Linked DNA regions of Homo sapiens: region 1 is linked to region 2. A link is an interaction called in ENCODE POLR2A ChIA-PET data of the cell type or tissue named here. Cell type or tissue: Panc1. All regions are shown on one strand. Each heading gives the region's core, and the rest is flanking DNA. Links, peaks and the distances in the headings are about the cores only.

Region 1 (5,397 bases), core at 295-5,294, 1.1 Mb after region 2:
AGGGATGATGAAAAGAGTAACAATGTTAGCTATAATTTATTGAACATTTACTATTTAATAGATGCCAAGAGCTGCGTTAGGTGCTTGATGTGAATTATTCCTAATATTAACAGTAATCATACGAGATGGATGGGTTTAGCTCCATTTTATGATTATGGAAATTTAAATTCAGTAAATGTAAGTAATTTATCTAAGGATCATAGCAAAGCTGATTTCAAACTCAAGTCAACTTTGTCAAAAGCTAATGTTTTTACCATTGTGTGATCTCAGAAGATGACTTTTAGATGAAATTTAACAGAATAACTGCTCTTTTATCTACCTTCTTCCCATGATCTCCCCATCCACATCAACTCAGGAAAAGGAATACTGAAACCAAGATTAATCAAATCTTTCTAACAAGAGTACTTCGGGGTTAAGTCAGAAACACGCACAGAGTTTTCAGGGCAACATTTCTGGACATTGCTTTTCCAGAAGGTGTTCTAAACACCTAAAGCTTACTGGTTTATGAAGTTTATCCTTACTGAGACCTCTTTCCAGGAAAATTAAAAGTGCCAGTTAGTGCGGTAAAGCAAAGAAGGTGATGGTGGTGGTAATGTAGCTCCCAGAGGGTTCTATTTGGGTTTACATAATATTATCTTATGTAGGAACCTATATATAGGCCGCTATTTTGATTCAAACAAAACCAAGACAAGAAAAGTAGTGCCTTTTTAACTTACCACCTTATATTTGTTAGTCTTACGAAGCCAATCATGATTTTAAGAGCTGTCAGATGCCAAGATAAGTAGCAAAAGGAAATTACGTGTGTGCCTTCAATTGCTTCTTATTTTTCAGAAGAGTAGTCTGCAGCTACCTTTTCCCTCCATAAGTTCTGACTCCAGTCCTATTTCAAAACAAAGTTACATATTAGCAACCTCTTTAGCCTTAAGATTCTTATTTTCAAAATTTCCCACTGTTTTTCCTTTTATCTCTTGATGAATAAAACACGAGAAACACAACATGAAATGGTGAGTAGATTTTGTGCATAGTGACAAGAATTTGCAAAAACAGAAGTTCTTCCTTTAATCTAATTTTTTATCAATTTACTTACTTCATTCTTATTTAGTGTCTGGTGAAATTTTAGAGATGTAAAATGTAGTGAATATGTATTTTATATGAATATATTCTGATTAAACCTGAACAAACTATGACCTTGTTTTTTAATCAGCTGAATGACGTGATTAGAGAATATGAACCAGTGTCAAAATGCTCACCAACAAATCAGTCACTCCCTTGCCGAACCAATTGTAAATGGACCTCGATCACCATTACAAATACCTGTTTCTTGTTTTAGTGCCATGAGTAAGACATTAGCAAGTCAGTCTAAGTTTCTAATAGCCACAAACATGGCTCCTTTGAGTCACATGTGTCTGTTCACTTTGTTTTCTGCTGACACTGTGGCTGCTGACAACACTCCTGTCATTTCTCTCTCACCAATTTCACAACCCAGGCAGCTGACAAGATCAGTGTGGATTCCTGAGAAGTCCCCAGTTGTGTTTCTCAATAAAATTTTGGAGCTAAAACTTATGGAACCCCATGAAGGGAAATGGGACCCAAGGCTTCTGTATAGTACAAGTGAAAAAAACAATTCCTTTCAAAAAATAATCCCATGCCTTTCACAAATTCTCAGCTCCTCACTCCTCTCCCATGTTGGTGAGACCTAGTCATCTGGTTGCTTCATTATTTATTGAAAGCACCTTGGGGAGCAATGTGTTGTTTCCCATGGTGTTATTCAATAGATAATGAATTAATGAACAGAGGAGCAAAGAGATTTGTGCAACAGAAGGGAAGCAAAAGAGATTTGTGCCTCAGGAGGGAAGCAAAAGAGACTAGGAGAAAAGAACAAAGAGGAAAAGTTCCTAATGAATGTAAAAAGAAGTGCTTTTTCTCCCCATACCTTTCTTTTTTCTGTCACATAACAAAAATATTAAAACAAAATAATACGTAACAATCCTAATATCAAAGAGGGCAGGTGGATAAGGATGAATTGTCATCTTTTGTGTCTTTATAGTGATTTAATAAACACGTTGAAAAAATACAAAATGTTTTAATTCAATCAACTAAAATTATTTAGTAAAAATAAATAGCTCAAGAACATTTAGTCACCTCTGTGAAAGCCAATATAGTTTCTCTATGGTAAACAGAGAAGACTAATCCACAGACTTCGTGGCATTAAAAAACTTTTTTTTAAATTTTTAATTCAACAATGGACTCCTTATGAGATATTGTTGTTCCTCTAATGTGAAGATGTTTCCCTTGATCCCCCATTTTCTTCCAGAAGCTCAGAAATGTTAACACTGCTGGATATTCTCTTTCATAAATCTTTCTTGTGGCTTCTTTGGACATGAACAGATCTACAGAACTGTTGCTAAATGATCATTTTTTATCACATCTACTGTGGTTTAATAGACAAAACTTATTCATATAGTGTCCAAAACCAATCAACCTCTAGTGAAAAGTGTCATATCAAATTTCTTATGTAACTGTTATAATTAATATAAGAATACCTGTTTAAAAATCAAATATTCAGTAAAAATTTACTAAACAGAATCCCATTCCAAATATTTCTTACTATGAAGCTGAACATAAGAATGATACTCTCTGATGCTACACTTTTCTTCCCCAGAAAAGAAAGAGTTGTTTCTCTCTGCCAAATAGTTTGAAAGGGTTTAGCAATAAGAGAGCAAGTAGAAACCATGCTTGCTTATGTATTTACATGACAGGTCAGTGTGCATTTACATAAAACTGAAGATAATGTTACACATACACATACATATACACACACAGGGGAAGGAGTTAGGAAACCTGCTTTTTAGAGCCATCTAAGGTTGGAAGAAGTTTAAGGATGACTTCCAAAGAGTATGAAATATTAATAAAAGTAAAATTGTTTAAACATTTGAAAGTGTGCAATTGAAATGAGGAGGTGTGCAAAGAAGAGATTATGAACCTATGAGACAAATCAAGACCATCATGAAAAAGTAAGGCATGAAGACAGTGTCTGACGGGTCAGTGTCATTGTTCTTGTATATCAAAATTTATAGGTGGTATTAATTAAAGAGAGTTGACTTACATGAAACTCTTTAACAATCAAATTAAGCACATAAAATAAATATAATCACACTATTATACTTTTATTGTTATTCATTATTTTAAAATATTTTTAATCTTTTTTAGTTTTAATTTTTTGTGATCTTTTAGTCCATTTTCTTTCATTTTTAATTCTAGTTCTTCAGTGGTGTTAGTATTTTATTTTCATTATTTCCATTAGAAGTCCTTGTTAATTATTTTTCTTTTATACTTTTTTCTTTTTTTGGTACTGTTATTACTTTTAGCTTTTAATTCTTGTTCATTGGTTTTTTATCTTATTTTACAGTATTTATTTTCAATATAAATCTTTAAAAATATAAATATAGAACGTAATAATGTTTCTTATTAAAATTTACACAAATCTTACCTGCAGAGATTTAGAAGCAATTGATTTAAGGATGGTTAACAATAAGCTCACTTTCTCAACCTGATCTCTGAAACTCTATGTCCAGGGCCCTTCAATTAATCACCTTTGCAAGCAACAAATAAATATTTCCATGGATTTTATAGAAAACTTGCTAGTTACTTCAAGCCCTTTCCAGAAGATTCATAATACACTCAACATATAGTCCACTTGAATGGCCAAAGTGTTGAGTCTTGACATGTACCATTCAAAATCTTTATTTGTAGCTCTGTGCTTTGAAATCTATCTGATATAAAGGCCCCAAATTTTGCACAAGCTATGCTCAGGGTCTCCTTCCATTATAAGGCATTTTTAGAATCCAAAGGTGAGACAGCTCTTCTTTCCAGATGATTCCCATAATTACTGAGCTCATTAGAATTCTACAACTAATGTAGAACGCGTCTCCACTTTTCCGTGCCTTCAAGCCTAAAAATCATAACAGAAATCTCAAAATAATGGCTAATAGCAGAATCCAGGCTTCTTCTCTTGCTCCTGGAGGAAACAGGAAGATGTCCTAATGTTTCATAACCATTCCAATGATATTTCCCTGCCAGCCTTTAGTTGTGAAATTCCCCATAGCCACACTCTGGCTGGGGGTCTGGCTTTTCAGACATTTCCTATCCAATTCCTTTTACCATTTTCAGTGTGATCTTGGGCAAGGCAAGTGAGAACACTGATACATTGTCTTGCTTATACAGTACATGACTTTAATTCAGTTTCCTTTCATGCCGAATGTAAAATTCTGCCTTAGTATTTATGAGATGTCTTTAGTGATATGACATAACTTACAGTTTGCACGAGTCATTCTATTTAAAATAAAAATTCCTCTGAAACTTCCAAATGCTTTGTTTTTTGTGTTTTGATAAGTATTTATTTTCAGAACTTGGAAGGACATGGTATAATTTTAGTCATTTATTATAAGATATATACAATCAGAATAAAAATAGAAAGAAAAAGCAACATAAGATTTTAAGATCTTTACAATGAGACTAAAAAATAGAAAATACAGATAAGAAAAAACTTAAAAATGCACACACCAAATACTACATAGAAACAAGTGGCATATACCATTTCGGATTATTTATCCTGTCCATAAAAACATTACTCTAGATACATCAGTTCATTATTTAAAATGTTTCATTAATGATATGTTTCACATGTGCTATAGAGGGCTAAGGGTCTTATATTGGAGTTTTTTTCTTTTTCTTTGTCCTGAGTTTTCTGCAGGTCATGTTGGTGTGGCTGTTTTTAATATAAATGCTTGAATTCTAACTATTGGACACTTAAATTCTCTTAAGAAAATGTATAATATTTCTTCTATTACTAAAATATATTTCATTATTTTTAGCATGCATACAATAAATATTTGTTTATAACTCATGTTACACAAATTCTTATAATGAGGGAAATACCTATACATTATGATTTATTTCAAACATAAACATGATATACAACTAGCCTTGGCTAATTCTTCTATAGATATTCGTGGGTTTTTGGAAGGGAACCAGTAATTCTACATTTTTGATGACTACTAAACACTCCTCTGGTATTAAAATCACAAATGTTAGATTTGGCCTATTTTTCTGAAATAGATTGAGTCTACTTCCAACATTAAACATCTGGGGGATTTAACGTTTAAATCTGTATTTCTATTTCTCCCCACAAAATTTAGGGTTCTAACAATACTAGACACATTGGATTATAAGCTGTGACTACCACATTACAGCTGGTATGGGCACTTCGGTTCACCACAGTGCACTACTCCCTATTGAAGATACAGACTACTACCCCTCCCTATTAAAGATATCTTACTCAGTGGTTTTTTTTTTGTTGTTTTTCTTTCTTCTTTTGTTTTTTAGAGACAGAACCAT
Region 2 (5,397 bases), core at 140-5,139:
TTTCCCTGAATATACTGCTCCCTTAATTGTTTTTACCAGAGCCCTTATATATTTAGTTATAATACACTATGTCTGGTCATTAACTTGATAAAAATATGATGAAATTAAACGCCAGCATACAATGTATTTTTAACTGGCCTCCAAGGAGTACGGCAGAAAATCAAAGTTATTTCAGTGAAAACTGCATACAGTCACTGAATTTACATACAGTGGTGAAGGATAAAAATCCTAATTCCACAGAAAGCACTTATCTTTCAGATAAGCATGCATAGTTAATACTAGGTATTATGAAGCTTCTATTAGTTTGGTAGGTTAAAATACTATAACATAATATAAATGATGACACTTTTACTGTCTCTTAATTTTAGATTTATATATATATGAACAATAGGCAAAGTGCTATGATTTTAAAAGATAGATAAAATCAATTTAAACACACAAAAATATATACAGAATAATTTATTTGATATTTTACTTTTACCTAAAGACACAAGTTTAATCAAGGTGTACTTTCCTTGATGTTAACATAAGTTTAAATAAGAGTTTAATACCACTGAAAATTTGTAGTACATTACAAAGGGACACTGCAGGTATCCTCTTGTTATAATGAGTGTTCTACTCAAGTAATTTTAGTCAGGAGATACGTTGATGTTGTTACTTATTACAAACTCCAGTGTCCATAACTTCATATGTGTATTAAAAAAGCAATAACTTTGATTCCAAGTCTTTAATTTAAGCTGTAATGAAAGTGTATACTTCAGCAGTTGGCAGAATAAGCAATTAAATACTTCATATTGTATCTCAGTGAGCTGTGCAAAATGTAAAAATGGAAAACTAAATGCAATGTTTGCACATACATAAAAGGAGATGCAATATTATTCCACTGATTGAACGTAATACCAGAAAACCCTCAGAGAAGATGGGTTCTAAACAATACAGCAGATGACAATCCCAGATCATACTTATAAGCATGATGATATGTAAGTAAGTGTTAAACCATTTTCTTCATGTCAATTTTAAAAATCCATTTAATTTTTTCTTTTATCCCCAGGAGGTATATTCCATTCAGATGATTTAGAGGTTAGCCTAAAACCTCCCAAGTACCCTAAAGTGAGACTTTTTATTAAAAACTATAATTTGTTATTTTTACCACAGAAGATAATTAAAAAGCTATTGCTGAAAAGGTCTCAGGAGGAAAAAACATGTTAATTTTTTCTCTTAATTTTATAAGAAACAAAATTGACTAACTTAAAAGCAGAAGGCTGCAACAGATTCTGAAATGTGAAGGGAATAAAAGTGGTAATGTTTTCCTCTTTTTTTTTTTTCTTGGACTATAAATCTTTTTAACCACTATAATGAGCTCCATTGAAAAGTACCAGGTAAGTAAAAACTAAAATAGAAGAGGAAATGCAACAACTGAATACAAGGCATATATGTGTGTTTATTTCATTTATTTTTATGTAACTCTATAAAAGATTGATATATCCATTTTATAGGAAACTCCTATTCATGTTTAGCAACCATACTGATAGTAAAAATAATAGCTGACATTAAAAATCCAGGTATTACAGACCCTAAATCACTCACACTAATGATTATCCAACAGAATAAGAAATCAGGAAGATGACATTTTCATGGATTAAAATCAAATTGTCTTATAATCCCAAATAAAATGTAACACTGATTTTTAAGATGCACTATTGTTTTAATAACCCCTTTTAGGGAAAGGAGATAATAACTAACATGGCGTTAAATGAGTCTTATTTTTATTTTCTACTAGTAATAGCAAACATTTATTCAACTAATTATATAACTTTTCTTCTTTCATTACCACAAATTTGAGTATCATCTTCTTTACATTCAGCAAGAATTCTTCTGAGTAGGCACTTTTCACATCATAGAAATATTTTGCTTATCATACTTTGCTCGTGCTATTAACACCTTTAGAAGTGACTGTGTATTTTTTAGATATCCAGAAATTTATAAGTTTTTATCTGCCTTTGGTCTTTGGAATCTTGTATTATTTTTCTTAATTGAATTATGTCTAAATTAAAGAGTTTTCCTTGAAAGCATCCTGGTGTGGTATAGGAGAGAATACTTCTTGTTTGAACTCAACTTCAACAGTTTTTTCTAGTTGTGTTCTAGCGTCTAGCATGCATAGCATTTATTTTTTATGTCCTTGGAACTGTCTTGGCTTTTAGTCACTAGTTCTATTCAGTCTGCATTTTTCTTAAGCAAATCACAAGTTCCTTGAGCCTAACATCATTATCTTTCCCTTTTCTTTTGAAGCGGTGTGGGATTGGTGAATCCTGACAGCTTCCCCAGAACTACAGTAAGGCAAAGAAATACCAGGCCCCATTCCTTGAAAATTTGACTCAGTCTACCCTACTATGCTACTTGAGGGCTCCCCCAAGTGGGACCCAGATCTCAGAACTTCTAGGCAAGTCTTGCAATCTTCCTCAACTACATGTTGGGAAGTGAGCATGCATCCTTCTTTCCTACTCTGGTGGGTTGTAGATGCCTTTTATCAGGGAATATAGGCACCCACTCTATTGCCTTTCTTTATCAGGGAATATAGGACCCACTCTATTGTTCTTCTCTCACTTATGCTAAAATAATCCTCTTTACCATGCCTGGAACTCTGTATTTGCTTTGGGAATTGCTCCTGATATTTTTTATTCCTGACATAAAGCATTTCAGAACTCAACGCTTTTTCTCCCCCAGCCACCTCCTGCTCACTTCCACCACCATGACCTCTATTTGATTTAAATACTAGGTTTTCAAGGCTACTGTTTTTGCTTGGACTTTATACAATCTATTAAAAGTTCATTTGTCACCTTTCTTGTTTTGTGCAGGTGTAGGTTGGTCTTCCCATTCTTGTGCCATAAGCCTTAGCCTTCTCTGTTGTAATTTTAAGTAATGAGAGAGCAGTTAATAAAGAAAATTACAAGAATAGAAAAATGCATTTGTTAATTTGCCAAATTCTCAACTGACCTTTTCAAAAAGTTTTTAACTTATATAGCAAACTACTTTCAACTTGCATTTAGCTTTGAGTATCTTGAAAATAATTCCCTATAGTATTTCTTATTTATATTTCTTTTAGCATCAGTTACTGATTATAAAACAAAACGAACACAGCAGCCCTCAGGTAAAGACAGCATTGAATGTGTCCACAGCATCAGTGGGTCTCTCAGTCTTTCATGCAGTTTAGCAAGTTTTCTTCCCTCACCTATCTTAGTGAGCCACTGCTGTCTGAAGAGATGTGAACTGGCTATGCAAGCAGAGTCTCTGGTAAAGCTCACCAGTAAATAAATGAAAGGCCTTGCAAGTATACTTCAAGGATCTTTTTAAAGAAAACTAAGCATTAAGCACAGAGAACAAGGTCTTTAGTGACAACCAAGGGAAATATTCTTGCCCTGCGATCACAGAAATAGAAGTAATAGAAAAAGTAGAAATTGAAGTTGAAAAAACATTGAATCTAAAACTTCCTACATAAATTAAGGGTGTTATGATAAAGTTAAATATGTAGTTCCAAAACAACTATGACACATACAATAAAACAGAACTTTGGAAAAAAGTAAGTTCTTTAGTAACTTGAAAAAAATTATTCCTTTCACAGTAGCTAAAGCTGAAGTGAAGATGAAAACAAAGACTGTCATTTTACGTAGTCTTTAATATTCAGTACATATTTTATGTGACTTTACATTCCTAATGTGTCAGTTTAAAGTATATTAAAGGGATATGTGAGAATATTTAAAATATAGCCAATATTTATTGAGTGATTGCTATGTTCTTTTAATCCCAAGCAAATCAATGAAATAGCTCATTAACTTTAAATTGTTTCTATATTTTTATATTTTAACTCTTTCTATTAAAATGTGTAGAATTACTGTTTCTAAATATAATAATTCTAGAAAAAATAAAATGATAAAAATGAAGAGAAAAGAGTAAATATGGTATCTCAGAAAACATACAGAATAAATAATGTTCAAATGAATCTTGTTAGCCTTTCTTATTCCTGCCCCTTTGTAATATTTGAAAGGTAATTGCTAACACTTACCTTAGGGAATGATTAATGTTTTTAACTTTCAGAGCACATTTATCTTATTATATTAATATAATTTATTTCCTGTTTTATATAGTTAGCAATACGTTTAATAAGGAATTATAATCGTGATTAAGTAAATTATATTGAATAATACTGTTCATATTCATGATTTGGTAGAGTTTAAAACATTTGACATTTAATGAATAGGACTTAAGAAGGTGAAATTTCGATACATTAAATAATTTTTTGTTTTAGTTTCTAAAAGAATAGGTTATTATTATTTAAAATCCAGCACATATATAAAATTCTAGTAACTACAATTTTATCACCAAAGCATTTCCTTATTATTGGATTTTTTTAATGACAAGGCTTTTTTATAATACTTATAATAAATATCATAATAAATATTTTAAGACTTAAAAATGAAATGATATTTGAACTTTTGCAAGTTTCCTATCTAAACTTACAAAAGTAAATGTGTTATGTAGTAGAAGTTAATATGAGACATTCTGGCTCATAATAGTCACTTTGGTCACAGTCAGGTTAACATACCCTCATCTGTGGGGAAATGAGCCTCTAATGGAAAACATCAATCCTTAACATACAAGTGACAACTTTATTAAAAATGTTTTTTAAATAAGCTTATTTAAAGAAAATAATATAAAAATGTGTTCACAAAGCAATAGTAATCAAAACAATATTGGACTAGCATAAAAACAGACATATAGACAAATGGAACAGAGAGCCTAGAAATAAACTTAAGCATATGCAGTCAACAAATTTTTGATAAGTCCACCAAGAAGACCCAATGAAGCAAGAATAGCCTCTTCAGTAAATAGTGTGGGAAAATGAATATCCACATGCAAAAGAATGAAACTGGCTCGTATCTTACACCATACACAGATTAACTCAAAATGGATTAAAGATCTATGCATAAGACCTGAAGCTATACAATCCTAGAAGAAAAAGGGATGGAAGCCCCTTGGTATTGGCTCTGACAAGAAATTGTTGGATATTTAACCAAAAGCATAAGCAGCAAAATAAAAAATAAACAATTGGGACTACATCAAACTAAAAAGCTTCAGTACAACAAAGGGAGCAATTAACAAAATGCAAAGATAGCAATGAACTGTAAAAATCATGTGTGAACCACATTATCAGATAAAGGGGTAATGTCCAAACTATATAATGAACTCATGCAACTCGACAGCAAAAAAACAAATAATCTGACCCTGCAAAAATAAGCAAAAGACAATAGATATTTCTTTAAAGAAGAAGTAAAACTGGTCAACAGGTAGATGAAAAGGTGTTCAATATCACTAACCATCATGAAAATGAAAATCAAAACC

Evidence for each region. ChIA-PET counts read pairs that join two places held together with the same protein. Peaks named below come from ENCODE experiments on the same cell type or tissue, not always from the same donor. Only the 100,000 strongest peaks of a DNase experiment are listed, where the experiment ranks them.
Region 1: POLR2A ChIA-PET joins it to region 2 with 6 read pairs; 1 of 35 experiments calls an interaction of 5 or more read pairs at or near these places.

What each region holds. Positions count from the first base shown.
Region 1 is chr14:47,960,486-47,965,882 of GRCh38, forward strand. No RefSeq gene overlaps it. Among named protein-coding and RNA genes, the nearest start is that of LINC00648, 170 kb to the left of the region's middle. In Panc1, for the core only: no CTCF peak of the experiment used is centred there; no DNase peak of the experiment used is centred there; H3K27ac peaks cover 251 bases.
Region 2 is chr14:46,887,400-46,892,796 of GRCh38, forward strand. The region is part of intron 10 of MDGA2 (MAM domain containing glycosylphosphatidylinositol anchor 2); the gene reads right to left. Among named protein-coding and RNA genes, the nearest start is that of RPL10L, 240 kb to the left of the region's middle. In Panc1, for the core only: no CTCF peak of the experiment used is centred there; a DNase peak (open chromatin) is centred at 2,988.